Regions from separate parts of the Homo sapiens genome. Here regions 1 and 2 are each linked to region 3. The links are chromatin contacts, found by Hi-C or POLR2A ChIA-PET in ENCODE. All regions are on one chromosome and are shown on one strand. Each heading gives the region's core, a stretch centred on a gene start or an enhancer-like site at or near the end of the contact. The rest is flanking DNA. Distances are from core to core; before and after follow the strand shown.

The links. Hi-C counts contacts between places; a loop is a spot of excess contacts on that map. ChIA-PET counts read pairs that join two places held with the same protein, here RNA polymerase II (POLR2A). Pooled maps may share reads with other maps.
Region 1: a map with no recorded cell type shows a loop between it and region 3 (10-fold over the local background). The contact joins two enhancer-like sites. A Hi-C loop is called at or near these places in 4 of 37 single-sample maps with no recorded cell type and 4 of 50 pooled maps.
Region 2: a loop to region 3 is called in a pooled map, with 2.1 times the contacts of the local background. The contact joins two enhancer-like sites. A Hi-C loop is called at or near these places in 1 of 168 maps with a recorded cell type or tissue (IMR-90) and 7 of 50 pooled maps. POLR2A ChIA-PET finds 5 or more read pairs at or near these places in 4 of 52 experiments (BJ, RWPE1, activated CD4-positive, alpha-beta T cell and 1 more).

The regions. Positions count from the first base shown.
Region 1 is chr4:169,292,200-169,294,899 of GRCh38, forward strand. The region is part of intron 2 of LOC105377529 (a long non-coding RNA gene); the gene reads right to left. Among named protein-coding and RNA genes, the nearest start is that of SH3RF1, 23 kb to the left of the region's middle. RefSeq lists enhancers at 1,130-1,199, 1,210-1,329. Within about 2 kb of position 1,337, at least 3 of the 41 ENCODE cell types and tissues checked have a DNase peak (open chromatin) inside an H3K27ac peak, as active enhancers do.
Region 2 is chr4:168,514,243-168,516,942 of GRCh38, forward strand. All of the region lies in intron 2 of PALLD (palladin, cytoskeletal associated protein), which reads left to right. All of the region lies in intron 1 of LOC107986198 (a long non-coding RNA gene), which reads right to left. Among named protein-coding and RNA genes, the nearest start is that of PALLD, 19 kb to the left of the region's middle. Within about 2 kb of position 1,356, at least 5 of the 41 ENCODE cell types and tissues checked have a DNase peak (open chromatin) inside an H3K27ac peak, as active enhancers do.
Region 3 is chr4:168,853,153-168,855,852 of GRCh38, forward strand. The region is part of intron 10 of PALLD (palladin, cytoskeletal associated protein); the gene reads left to right. It overlaps LOC102723331 (a long non-coding RNA gene), which reads right to left. Exons shown (of 2, transcript XR_007058358.1): 2 at 1-2,700. Among named protein-coding and RNA genes, the nearest start is that of CBR4, 160 kb to the right of the region's middle. Within about 2 kb of position 1,384, at least 11 of the 41 ENCODE cell types and tissues checked have a DNase peak (open chromatin) inside an H3K27ac peak, as active enhancers do.

The DNA of each region.
Region 1 (2,700 bases), core at 87-2,586, 440 kb after region 3:
GCCAACATTGTAAAACCCCCGTCTCTACTAAAAATACAAAAATTAGCCGGGCGTGGTGGCAGTTGCCTGTAACCCCAGCTACTTGGGAGGCTGAGGCGTGAGAATCACTTGAACCCTGGAGGCGGAGGATCAGTGAGCCCGAGATCACACCACTGAACTCCAGCCTGGGCAACAGAAAGAGACTGTCTCAAAAAAAAGAAAAAAAAATTGGTCTGCACTGATCAGCTGGGTTGTTCTCCTTCTTGTCTTTTCTCTTGTCTATGGATCCCATGGGCCAAGCTCTCTTCAGTAACCTCAGAGCTCTGACCCTTGCCTCAAGGTACCTCTCAGGCCCCAAGCTCTCTCTGGCCTGAAGGATGCTCCGGCCCAGGTCCAGTACAGGCCCTCTCTGTATTGAATCCCCACAGCACCTAAAACCCTGCATGCCCTTCCTTCTGCCTCCTAGGCTCCATTTGAGAAGGAGTTACAGTTACATGGAGCTGGGAGAGGAAAAGGAGACACAGAGGTGCACGTTAGGTAGCTGTGGTAGAATATGTGAGGAAAATGATTCTTAGAGCCAGCTAACCTATCATTTAAGTAGGAAGACGGGCAAAAATATTTCCAGACCTGAAAACCCTCAGAAATCCTCTTTCTCGAGTATTTTTATGAATAGGTAATGTGAAGATGTCCTCAAGCAAACAAGAGAGTAAAACAAGAAAGAAGAAAATGTGAGCACTAAGAAAAAGTCAATCCCGGCAGGGAGCACAGTGCGGGGCCGTTCCCGAGTATGAGCGGTGCAGCAGGCCTGGAGAGGAGCCAGGTCAACCGGAGCACACGCACAGAACTCCAGAAGGGAGGGGGCCGCAGACGAAACAGCGCACGGGAGGGAACGGAAGAACCTAAGGATGGGATCAAAGAGAGGCAATCTGAGTCCTTCCAGTCAACTTTTATTTGAGATGTGATAGGATCATTCAGGGCCGATCACATCAGGGATCCCACTCAAAATGTACCGTATTTAGGTTCATATCCCCAGGGCCAAGTTGAAATCAAACCAATCTCTGAATAACGATATAGGATATATGTAAAAGGCCAATGAATGCGATACACTCTGCTCAAATTCAGACACCTGAGGTCTCAAAATAACTCATTTCAAAACTTGGATTCCCACTTTTGTCCTGCCTCCATTCATTCTACCTAAAGAAAACCAAACTAAAAAATAGGCTTGTGGTTCCAGTCTAGCTTATAAGAAGTTGCTACTGTTTCCCACCACAAATAAAATGCAGAACAAACTGAAAAATCAACAATTCTATTCTTAGATCCATAAGAGAAGTGAAGTCACAGGGCAAACCGCTGCCCCCATAATGGAGCAACTGAGCGGAAACCCACAAGCTGAAACCTCTCAGGAACCTGTGTTGGGGAAGGGAAACCTGAATTGCAACTGATGAATTGCTGGAGGCTCAGTGTGGACAAGTTTGAGAGATATTAATAAATATTCCAGGGGACTGAGTCCCCCTCCAGGAGCTCAAACAGTTCCTCGCAGTGAATATTGGAGACGAATCCTCTCCTTCTGGCATGGGGAGGAGAAAAGGAACCATTTTGAAATACGCCAGAAAACTGTGTTCTTAACAATGCCTGCCCTCAGGAGAAACTATTTAACCAGAGCCTAACCTGCTGGGGTTTCATCAGACCCTAACTGACCCAGGGAAAATAAATGCCCAACTCCAACCCACTCTAGCCATTCAGTCCACCTGTGCAGGGTGGGAACTGAGACACATCTGTGAAGTTCACAGTCCAGAGGCACAGGCTGCCTAAAGAACAGATACCTAATTGTGAAATTATAGAACACTTCCCCACCCCAACACCATACCACCACATTACTAAAGGCTAATCGACAGCAGTTCCTTTTAACCAGTGCCTCATGTCCAGCTATCAAGAAAAAATTACAAGACATATTGAAAGGCAAAAATGTAGTTTGAAGAGACAGAGAAAGCCTGAGAACCAGCCTAAAATATGTCAGGGATGGTGGAATTATTAGGCTGGAAATTTAAAACAACTATTATTAACATGCTTAGGGCTGTAATGGATAAAGTAGACAGCATGCAAGAACAGATGGGCAATGTAAGCAGAGGGATGGAAATCCCAAGAAAGAACCAAAAATAAATGCTAGAGCTCAAAAGCAGTGTAATCAGAATGAAGAATGTGTCTGATGGCTTATTAGCAGACTGCACACAGCCGAAAAAGAATCTGTAAACTTGAAGATACCTCAGTAGAAACCTCCCAGACTAAAGAGCAAACAGAAAAAGAAGACTGAAAAAAAAAACAAAAAACCAGAACAGAATATCCGAAAAGAGTGGGACATACACAAATGGAAACACCAGAAGGAAAAGAATGAGAGAAAGGAACAGAAGAAATATTTGAATAGCAATGATTGAGAATTTCCCCCAAATTGTCTTCAGTCACCAAACCATAGATTGAAAAAGCTCAGGGAACACAAAACAAGATAAATTCCAAAAGAAAACTCTACCTAGGCATATCATTTTTAGACTAGAAAATCAGAGGTAAAGAAAAAATATCCTAAAAGAAGCCAGAGAGAAAAAACTTTGCCTATAAAGGAGCAAAGATAAGAATTATATGTGACTTCTCAGAAACCATGCAGGCAAGTAGAAAGTGGAATGAAATACTTAGCGTGGATGGAAAAAAACACCACAAACCTAGAATTCT
Region 2 (2,700 bases), core at 106-2,605, 340 kb before region 3:
TTCCCTGTATCTCTGATCCTTTGCTCACTAACACAAGCTTTGCTAGTGTTGGTTTCTTAATCTGACCTCATTGTGCACACACATGAAGTAAAAATTAGCATTACTGGCTGAAAAGTGGTGTGATTACAGGTGGGCGATTTTTTTCCCCCGACCAATTTGTTCAACTAATTCACTTTGAGTCAGCTTTACAGTAATTTTACTATAATTCTTTAAGAAACTGACAGCAGGGGGCAGTAAAAAACTTTTTCATGTGTTCATTTAATTAAATATGTCGTTCTAAATTCTGCATTTATATGTTATTTATGTAGATTATTTATACAGATTTATATACATGAAGAATTTGTTTCTTACATTTTACCTTTGACAGAAATGAATGTTTCAGATTCTATTTAGATTTTTTAACCTATCAATCTTGCAAATAAATAATTTTCATTAGACATTCATTCTCATGTCACTCAAAACAGTTCCACAGGTTTTCAAACTACATATGGTTCCACCTACATTTACTTCCAAAATAACCCTTGAAGTATACTACAACCTTTAAAAAATGACAGAAAGCAGTCCATTTAGCATTGAAGGATTAATTCAGGTGAACAGACCATAATTACTGTATTAAAATTCACTTAACCATTTGGTGATTCTAGGGGTCATCAAATTCACACTTCTGCCTCTTTGGGGGTAGCAGAACTAAAATTTAATTTAGTTAGTATCTGCAGTATTATTAACTAGTTTTCTCTTATTCTGCAGTCTATGAAAGTCCAAACTTGACAAATTATGCCCTTCTAGAATAATTAAGTCTCATAAAATGTTCCATTGTTGAAAGTTAGCTGGTCATGTTTGTATCCTATAGAGTTTTTTGGGTTTGGAGGCTGTTTTTGTTTGAGAGGGAGAGCATAGATGCTCATTGGATTTTTTAAATTTCTGTTCCAAAGATCTTGATCCTCCTTGTCATGTATTTGTAAGTGCACCAGACGCCTAAGAACATTGAGCTCTTTTGACCACATGAGACATATGACAGTCATAAGAGAAAATCTTTGAAGGAAATTTTCTATCAGGAAGAAAACCTTTATTAAAGATTTCCTGCAATGGGGCATTTTAGAACCTGACTCAGACTGTGTCAGTCCAGAGGACCTAGGACCTGGAGCTTAGGCAGACCTATTGATTGGCAGGCCATTTCCTGAGGTCACAGAAGCAGTTGACAGACGTGTGGAGAGGCAAGGAGATGTCAGGAGAATCTAAAGCAAGCCATAAGCAGAAGCCCAAGAGACACTGGTTGGTGAGAGCAGAGACGCTCCTCAGTGTTGGGTAGTTGGCAGCTGTACTGGGAGGTAAGTGAGGTATGGTGCCAAGAAGCTTGGCGGTTGGCCAATGGAAAGGTCCAGGCTGACTTATAGGGAATGCGTCACAGGAAAACATGGCAGCAGACAGTAGGATCAAGATACAGGAGCTGGAACACGGGGGAGAAACCTTTACCTTGCAAGAGTTTAAGCAAGTGAAAGTTAGGACCATAGCTCCAGAAAGACAAAAGAACAGAGCAGAATCTTAGTGACTCAACTGGGTCCAGATTAGGGAAACCAATTGCTAGGTTAACATGCCTGGGCTACTAAGCAGCTGGCTGGAGCTTAGATTAAACAACAGAGATTGTTTGCTTTTGAAAGCTGGCATGATGAACCTTACAAATGTGGATAAAGAAGCCCCCACTCAGGGAAGAAGTAACAGAAACAACAGGGTAAAACCAGGCCAGTCACTTCAAGGCAAGGCATTTGTACTTCACATGCAGTCACTTCACCCTCTCACACTGTGTGAACACCACTTATGACTACAAACAGGACTGAAAATATGTTTTCCTCCTTTATTATTGCATATCCAACAAAATCTCAACAAGAGAAAGAAGAGCTGATAGAAGAAAACCCTATGCATAAAAAAGGACGTTATATACAATTGAGGTAGTATTCACATGATATGCAAATTATATTAACAATTTGAATTACTACATTAAATGAAATCAAGTCAGAATTCATTTTTTCTCTGCTTATGCTCAAATGTCCCATATTCTCATATACTCCTTCCAAACAGCATAAAGACCTGTTCCCTGACATCACTCACCTTCCCTGTTCTCTCCACTCTTGACTTTGTGAGTTAGTAAAAAATTTGTGAAGAATTTTAGTTCAAAATTACCTCCGGTATTATAAAAAGGAGGCCTTATATTTTTAAAGGTATTTATTTATTTTTAAAGGTATTATTTATTTATTTTAAAGGTATTTATACCTTTAAAAATATTTTATCAACTGTATGTTTTAAACCATTTAAATGTAAGGAGACTGGGATCAAAAACTGTGAAATGATGTGCCTAGTAATACAAAAATCATTCATTAGTCATGGAGACTGGAGTATAACTCAGCTCTTATGATTCTTGATCCCATGCTGCAGTTGTTAATGAGAAGACTTAGCCACTGTCACTGTGGAGTTAGAAGTTATGCATAGCTTACTGAAAGCCTCCAGAAATGGAGATAGTGGAATTGCCACCTTTAAAAATCTACGCTTGGAATTCATATTCCAAATATCTTCAAAGAAAATGGTAGCCTGGCAATTTCCAGTATCTTTCTCTATGGAAAAAGAAAACAAATCCCTTCATGGGTATCCTTCCCTTTTTTTGTATTAAGTTAATCATGGTCAATCAACAGAAAATATTTTTTAAGG
Region 3 (2,700 bases), core at 134-2,633:
TATATGAGCATCTCACAGAGTAACTTTTTCTTTTAGCCAGCATAATTACTAGCTTTTCCCATGTGTGTACAGACATTTTTTTCCTTAGAAATTTTGGCCTTAAAAGTCAAATACAGGTTGTTTTACAGATGATCAATGGTCCTTCTAGAAGAAGTCCACAGAAGCTCTCAGATGCCCTCTAGACCAGCCTTTACTCACTCCTCTGTCAGCATCCTCCCTCCCAGCTCGCATTTTACCAAAGCTAGAAAAGACCCTCAAGGGCCTGGGTGCGTGGAATTATTAGAGACCAGATAAAAGACATGTAAGGAGTGCTGGTGTGGCAGATGCTGCGAAAAAAATGTGCCACAACCTCTGAGGGCAGGAAACTGAAAGACCTCGTGTGGTTTGGAGGCCTGAGGAAAGAGCCTCAGGAAGTGATGTTTGACCTGACATCTGAAGGCTAAATGGGAGACAGAGACAGGTGTGCAGTCAGGAGGAATCGCACATTGAAGGGAAGGGCTGAGACTCTGAGAATGGGGGTGGGAGGGAGAAAAGAAGAGGCTACAGGGGGCGACCAGGCCTGGTGGGCCAGGTGAAGGAATTTGGAGTTGATCCCAAGAGCAAGCGAAAGTCACTGGGGACAGGGAAGTCAAGAGTCACAGGATTCCATGTGGTTTTTGAAACTGGCTGCATGGAAGAGAACAGCGTGTGGGAGAAGTGTAGGAGAGGGAAAGGCAGGACTCATGATGGTTGAGATGAGACGGATGGAGACAGGCAGCTCTGACTTCTGCGGTTCTGACTTGTGAAACAGGATCAGGGATGGTGCCACTGACTAAAGAGGAAGAGAGGATTCCAGTAACAACTAAGCACTATTCTCTTTTAATCTCTGCAACAGCCCTACTCTGTGGGTTCTATTATTACCCCATTACATAGATGAGAAAACAGAGGTACGAAAGATTAAATTTGTCTAGAGTCTCCTGGTAAGTGTTCAGTAAATGTTTGCTACTACTGCCTCTGTTTACTCATGGAGTCATTCATTCATTCATTCATTCATTCATTCATGGATGGTATGCTGTATCTAAGATAATACATTGTTGAACAGAATAGATGTGAACTCTGCTCTTGAGAAAGACTGGTAGTGGGAGAAAAAGACAATAAACAAGCAGTTATCTTGCTTGGACAAGCTGGTCAGGGATGGTAGGACGGTCTAGGTTTCTTAGACTGGAATGTTACAATTCTAGCTCTTGCATAAATCTTGGATGGATATACAGAGGAAAAATACGTATTGACAAAGCCAAAAAAATGTTTCCCAGATGTTCTCTGAGGTTCCACAGGCATCCCCAATGAGTTAGATCAGAAGTAGGCCCTGTGCCGATTTTGTAGGTGGGAAGCTGAAGATGCAAGAAGAGAACAGCCGTGCAGCTGTGCTGAGGTCTCAAAGAGCAAGGGTTCCAGGTGCCGCCGCTCCTGCTGTCCAGCAGGTTCAGCTGCCTTTGGGCCCACCAAGGTAGGAAATGGCCCATATCTGACTGCCTCTGTACAGGTCAAATCACAGCTCCCTGTTCTCTACTATATATAGTAACGACCTTACATAAGAGTGCTATTAAAAAAGGACGACAGAGAGGAAAAGAGAATGCCAGCTGAATTTTTTCCACTAAAGCTCATTTTTAACAGATGTGTTTTCTCTGTTTCCACAATGACAGTGTACCAGGGGACTGTTCTCCAGGTCAGGAGGGAAGCAACCCAGGTACTTGTAGGACTGTAATTGGGTCCGTCTGTGCTGAGCACAACAATAAAATTACTTGTACTTCCCTTTTTATTTAATGTTACTCTCCTCATCAGTTCCCATTTTCCTGATATTTGTGGGAAGGAGGCCATGAAGAAGGATGAAAACACTGTAAAAATAATTTAAACTAAACTTTACAATATATTTGGGATAATGCTGAGAAGGAATGTTCTTTTTTTTTTTTTTTTTTTTGAGACGGAGTCTCACTCTGTTGCCAGGCTGGAGTGCAGTGGCGCGATCTTGGCTCACTGCAAGCTCCGCCTCCCGGGTTCAAGCGATTCTCCTGCCTCAGCCTCCAAAGTAGCTGGGATTACAGGCACATGCCATCACGCCCAGCTAATTTTTGTATTTTTAGTAGAGACAAGGTTTCACCATGTTGACCAGGATGGTCTCGATCTCTTGACCTCGTGATCCACCCGCCTCGGCCTCCCAGAGTGCTGGGATTACAGGTGTGAGCCACCTCGCCCAGCCTGAAAAGGAATGTTCTAAGTTCAGCAAAATGAGTGATTAACATGTAAGTGGTACGTCTATCTTAAATGCTTTAAATTATAATTCATGATTTTTTAATTAAGGCTTTCTTATTCCATCTGATCTCTTATACACTCTAGTACCCAGTGATACACAAATTTTGTTAATTTTGGTAAGTCAGTCTGTCTGTGCAGTGTGTGACCTTGACATTATGTAATATGAATGGGATGGCTACGTGTTCCCTTTTCCCCAGGACAGTCAATCTGCCAGTTGTCTAGAGTTCTATATAGTTCAGCCTTTGTCCCAGATTAAAGGGCCCACATTTGGACACTGAATTATTTACATGACCGTCCTGAATACTAATAGCTCACATTTATCAAAGGCATGCTTGAACATTGCTCAAAATACTTCACATGTACTACCACATTTCATCTTCACAGTCTAGGAGGGAAGTGCTATCATGACCC